Linked DNA regions of Homo sapiens: region 2 is linked to region 1. The links are chromatin contacts, found by Hi-C or POLR2A ChIA-PET in ENCODE. All regions are on one chromosome and are shown on one strand. The core of a region is the stretch at or near the end of the contact, and the rest is flanking DNA. Distances in the headings are between cores, read along the strand shown. Region 1 holds the start of PRDM2 (PR/SET domain 2). Region 2 holds the start of RCC2 (regulator of chromosome condensation 2).

Region 1 (2,883 bases), core at 154-2,653:
AGGCGCCCGCCACCACGCCTGGCTAATTTTTTGTATTTTTAGTAGAGACGGGGTTTCACTGTGTTAGCCAGGATGGTCTCGATCTCCTGACCTCGTGATCCACCCGCCTCGGCCTCCCAATGTGCTGGGATTACAGGCTGAGCCACCGCGCCCGGCCTAGCCTCATTCTTTTACAATAAGATAACATGATATATGTTGATACAACACGTTTTCTTTCTTTTTTGAGATGGAGTCTGTCTCTGTCGCCCAGGCTGGCGAGCAGTGGGGCGATCTTGGCTCACTGCAAGCTCCGTCTCCTGGGTTCACGCCATTCTCCTGCCTCAGCCTCCGGAGTAGCTGGGACTACAGGCACCCGCCACGTCGGCCGGCTAAATTTTTGTAGTTTTAGTAGAGACGGGGTTTCACCGTGTTAGCCAGGATGGTCTCGATCTCCTGACCTCGTGATCCACCTGCCTTGGCCTCCCAAAGTGCTGGGATTACAGGCGTGAGCCACTGCGCCCGGCCAACACGTTTTCTTAAGATTAAACCTGTTACATAAATGATCGTTCATAATTTTTGGAAGCACACCTGCCCTTAGTATCCTGTTTTTCCACTGGGTGCTTTCTGCAGATGGCCAACGTAGCCATCACATTCGGATTCTTCCTGACTTCATTCTCAGAGGATTACTTTATCTTGAAGTGCTGAAGGCTCCAGGCACCATCTATAACGACAACTCCCAACTTTCCAGCTCATCTCCAGCCTGTGCTTCTCCCCGACTCAACTCATTTTCAACCACGTGCTAGGCCTCCACCCTTGGATGTCGAAGAGCCATCTCCAGTTCCACCCAGTTCATCTTCATCAGAACATCTATGAGTCGTCGTCTCTGCAGTCCATTTGTTTGCCCGCTTGGGAACAGCAAGCTCCTTAAGGGCAGGACTACTACCGCGCTCTCAGAGGCGCTGCACTGGAACATCGCGGGCACAGGGCAGCGTTGGTCACTGCTCCTGGGTACTAGGGCAGCAAATAAACCCAGCAGCTGCGTCTGTCTGCCTGGAGTTGGATCTTTTTGGTATAGATCCAAACGTAGAAGTATAAGGTCTACGTTTATGTACTTGTCAGATATTTAATGACCTCCAACGATAGACATGCCCCCCCAACACCTCCTTCAGTCTTTTTGATTCTTTGAGAATCTTTGAACCACGCAGGATCCTAGCCCTAGGGTGCGGTCGGACTTGCCGCGACGCCAGCCGCCGGGGTTCCTTCCCGAGGCGCCGCCATGGGATCCGCGGTGACCTACGAGGGGCGGCTGGGTGGTGGCCATTGGGCGACGGCGCAGGGTCAAGGGCCGGGCTCTGGGATCGTGGGGAGACCGGGGGTCCCGGAGCCCCCCAGCCCCGCAGGCCACTGCCTCGCCGCCCGACGTCACTTCCGACTGGAGTCAAGATGGCGGCGGCGCGGCCGCGGGCGCCGGGGCCGGCGAAACAGCGGCGGCGGCGGCGGCCCTCGGTGCTCTGAGGCGCTGGCGCGGCGGGCGCGGGTAAGGAGTGGCGCGGGTGGGCGGCCTCTGGGCTCGCGCCGGGACGCTGGTCCCTCCCCCCGAGGAGCGCGGCGGCGACGGCGGCGGCGACACGCTGGGGACCCGGCGCCGCAGGGATGGCCGGGTCGGCGGACGCGCCCCCTCAGAGGTCCCGGGCGTGCCGGGGGCCCCGGGACGAGGCGCGGGCCTCCGGGTCGGTGGCCCCGCGGGTGGGTGGCGGCGCCGGGCTCCTCCTTGTCGGCCGTGGGGTCCCTGCGGCGAAGTTCGGGATTCGGTTTGTCGCCGTGAAGAGCCGCGCGCCCCGCGGGGGACGCGTGCGGGCTGCAGAGACTGGCCGGGTGCGGGCGGCGGTGGGGCCACCTGGGGCCCCACGTGGGGCCGGGCGCCGTCCCAATTGTCAAGCCGCTGTGCTTTTCTCTTTTGTGTTCCCACTGAGTGTGTCTTGCACATTTGCACTCCAAATTTGTTTTGTGTCTTGCGTCTTTGTGTTTCCCAAATAGTTTTTGTGTGGTTTTAACCTGGAGATTGTCTCCCTCAATGTTCCCATAGACCCACGGGTGTATGTGTGTGTGTGCGCACGCGCGCGTGTGTGTGTGTTACAGACGTGCAACTCTGTTACTAATTTTGCTAATAAAGCTATCAATGAACCTCTTTTGATGGTGGTAAGTGAGACATGAAGTAAACCTAACAGGTCAGTGTCATTCCCCAAACCTTCGTGGTTCTTTCGATCCACGCGTGAGCCACCGACCCTCCGGGCTTGTAGCTTTGTGTCGGGCTGTGAGCTGCGGCAAAGACCCCATAGTTAACCGGGAAGTCCTGATTTCCTTAACTACGCAGCTGAAATTTCCCCTAACAGAAATTTCGTGCTGGCCCCTCACTTTTCTTTTAGTGTTGTATTGAGATTTTGGGTGTATTTGAGACGTGGAACGTCTTTTGCTGAATCCCAGTAGGTCCTTAGATCCCTTTAACCAGACACTAGAAGAATCATTTTTACCCCAGAACTCGACTAAAATGTTTAAGTTTTTGTTTACTCCAGGTTTATTAAAAGTGACCGAAACTTTTAACAACAAATGGAACTCTTCAATGATTTCTTTTACAATGGTACACACTTCGCCTCGGTTTGATCAGTTGTGTCCAAGTATTAGAAAAATGTAGGCCTTTTAAAAAAAAACATGATAGGAAATTTACATATATTAAGGAGGAGGAACTGAGACACACTGTCATACGTTCTTTTTTAGTAGGGTTCTGTGTTTTTGAGATGGTCCAAACTGCCCCATCACTCTTGAGGCTTCCGGACTAACACTTATTGGCCAAATTTTTACATGTAGAATCTTAGTTTAGCCTTGAGATGACCTTTAAAGATCATT
Region 2 (2,883 bases), core at 156-2,655, 3.7 Mb after region 1:
CGCGCCGCCCGCCTTGCCTGCTGTCGCCGGCCGCGCCGCGCGCTTGCCCCCGCCGGGGGCCCCGTCGAGCTCCAGGCCGTCCTCGTCGCCGCTGCTGCCGCCGCCGCTGCTGCTACTGCAGCGCTCGGGCCGCTCGCGCTTCCTGCCCGCCGGGCCGCCGCGTTTCCTGGGCCCGGCGCGGGCAGTGCCGTTGCCCGAGCTCGGCTCCTCCCAGGCCGCCGCCGCCGCCTTCTTCCTGGGCATGGTCGCGGCTGGAGGGAGACACGGGGCAGCGGCGCACAATGGACGGGTTATAAACTGCGCGGGGGGAGGGGAGCGGAGACGAGCCACCCGGCCTCCACTTCCTCCTCTGCCCTCCCCAAAGTGGCGGCCGCAGGGTGGGCGGAGAGGGGGCGAGTTGGGAGAGGAAATCGCGCCCCTCCCTGGCCCCGGCGCGGCTCCTTCGGGGAATCCCGCAGGGCAGCCGGGAGCCCCAGAGGCAATCCCCTGGAGGGAGAATTGAGACCCCCGGCCTATCCGTAAGTTAGGTTTGCCCACAAAGCATCACAGTTGCAACCTCGCCCCCCAAAAGTAAAGGGAAAGTAAAACCAGCCTCCAGTCCCCTAGATTTTCATTAAAGAAGGCTTCGGGACACTTCCAGGATTCCCCCTTGGCACCTGGGTGGTAAGGGAGCCCCTGCTCCCCGGCTACCCCACCTGCTGCTTTTGTCTCCGCAGTCTCCCCCCAAACCCACTCATGGCATTTAATGCAACGCTCTCCCCCACCCCGCATCAGCCCTGGACCCCCGTTCGGCCCCAGCTCAGGGGTGCCGACCTCGGGCTCTAGTTAGCCGAATCCCTACGGCGGACTGCCCCCGGCGACGGGGGAAGAGCCCGAAGAAAGCTGGACCCCAGCCCCAAACACCTGCTCGCACAGACACGAAAAATAAAAACTTTAATGGTGCCCAACTCTCTCCCAGCCCCCTTGCCGGCCGTGCGGCCCGGCCGGTCTCCGATTCGACTGCAAAGTGTCCAGGGCCGCCGCCAGCTCCCCGGCGTCCCTGCGCTCTCCCCTGTCTGCTTTTTTTTTTTTTTTTAATTGATTTTGAACAATGGGATCTCTGTCTGTCTCCGATTAAACCACGTGGATCCGCCTTCCTTCCTCTTTTTATTCCTTCAATCACCCAGCCCCCCTCCCCCAGGTTTTTTTTTAACCTTTTCTCTTTAAAAAAAGGAAAAAAAAAAAAACTTTCCCAGACCCCACAAACTGATCACTGTCGATTTTCAGACCCTACCTGGTTGGAGTGATGAGAAACCGGAGAGAAAAAAGGAAGAGAAGCAACTAAAAGACGGATCGGAGGGCTTTTTTTTTTCCGGCCCAGACGAGGGCTCCAGCCCACTCACCAGATACACTTAAAATGTAAATACGAGCTTCCAGAACAAATGCTACAACACAAAACAGAAACACATGTGCGGCCGCGCGGCAAGCGAGCGCGCGGCGGGGCGGGAGGCGCGGGGCGCGGGGCGCGCGCGCCCCCTGCCGGCCGGCGGACCCGTTGCCGGCGCCCCCGCCCCGCCCGGCCTGGCCCTGCCCTGCCCACCCGAGCCTGCGCCGCGCGCCGCGCGCCTCGCCGCCCGCCTCGGCTCCGCTGCTCCTGCGCCTTTCGCGGGCCCGCGAGCGCGCTTTGGGCCTTCCACGCAGTGCGGCCTGCGCGTCAGGGACTTCTTTGCGGCTTAGGAGGATGTTGGATTGTTTTTCCTGGGCACGTCTAGACAGGTCACATGAGGACACTCGCTGGAAAATAGTTACTTCGCTCACGCAGCAGCCAACAAGGGACGTGCCCTAATTGAGTGATTGGAATGAAAGATGAATACAATTTGAATAATTTTTTCCTGTGCAGAGAGAAGCTGAGTTTTATTTGCCTGTGGATGTGTCCTCAGTATGTAACAAGGTGCTGTGACACGGAAGAATCACATAAAGGTTTGCTGTATTAGTGAATTAATTCATAATTAATTTGAGGGCCGTGGAGGCACTGGAAGCTGGCTTTGAGGGGAACTTTTTCATTTTTTGCCAAATATTTACTGAGCCCCCGGTACATGCAAGACCCACAGTGCCCGGGGCTGCAGAGCCAGTGAACAAGGTTTCCACCCCAGTGGAACGCACAGCCTAACGGAAAGACAGATCAGTAAACAAGTAATTACAACAGTGGTAAGCTTTACAAAGTGATGCCTGTGTAGGAACATTATGGCGAGGGGATTTATCCTAGTCCAGGGCCAGGGAAGGCATTCAGGTGGAAAGTTATGCTGAACAACTTAAAGGATGAATAAGACCCGATGAAAGGGGGCAGGAAAAGTATTCCAGGCCAGGTGGAGTGAACGGGACGCTCCACATTTCGAGATCTTGAGAGACACCTCCTGGGAGGGAAGCTGTCTGGTGGGGCTGGGGTGAGAAGAGCCAAGAGGCTGGGTTCTGAGGAGGTAGGCAGGGGTGCGAGGGCCTGCATAGACCCTAGTGAACCGCAGTGAGGCTTGATCTCGTTCGCGTGTCCTGGGACGGGTGAAAAAAGCCTTGCTTGCTTCCTACCGGTCTCCACCCTCCACCTCTCCACCCCACTTCCATTACGATCTCACCGTCACTTGCTCTCCTCTCAAAGCTTTTCTCCTGCTTCTTTTTTCCTGAGGCGTACCGCACAAGGAAGTTCCTTCTTCAGGCAACTTCTTGAAAACGCATAAAGTTCTAGGATTTTTGTGATTCATTCATTCATTGTTAGTGCAAGAAACAGGACTGGGAAGCATCAAGTGTCCTGTAAAGGAAGACAGAGAAACCAAGAGGCCCAAATCTAAGGTATTTGATCAAAGTCAAAAGTCTGTGTGTCAAGAGAGCTGAGAGTGCTTATGTAAAAGA

The links. Hi-C counts contacts between places; a loop is a spot of excess contacts on that map. ChIA-PET counts read pairs that join two places held with the same protein, here RNA polymerase II (POLR2A). Pooled maps may share reads with other maps.
Region 2: a loop to region 1 is called in a map of CD8-positive, alpha-beta T cell, with 13 times the contacts of the local background. The contact joins the promoter of RCC2 here to the promoter of PRDM2 in region 1. A Hi-C loop is called at or near these places in 1 of 168 maps with a recorded cell type or tissue (CD8-positive, alpha-beta T cell), 1 of 37 single-sample maps with no recorded cell type and 4 of 50 pooled maps. POLR2A ChIA-PET finds 5 or more read pairs at or near these places in 1 of 52 experiments (naive thymus-derived CD8-positive, alpha-beta T cell).

The regions. Positions count from the first base shown.
Region 1 is chr1:13,698,785-13,701,667 of GRCh38, forward strand. It overlaps PRDM2 (PR/SET domain 2), which reads left to right and starts at 1,404. Exons shown (of 10, transcript NM_001393986.1): 1 at 1,404-1,516. RefSeq lists a silencer at 1,157-1,926.
Region 2 is chr1:17,438,272-17,441,154 of GRCh38, forward strand. RCC2 (regulator of chromosome condensation 2) reads right to left here and starts at 1,406. Exons shown (of 13, transcript NM_018715.4): 1 at 1,274-1,406; 2 at 1-251. The coding sequence starts at 243. LOC124903862 (a long non-coding RNA gene) reads right to left here. Exons shown (of 2, transcript XR_007065508.1): 2 at 1,865-2,782. RefSeq lists silencers at 87-186, 1,506-1,645.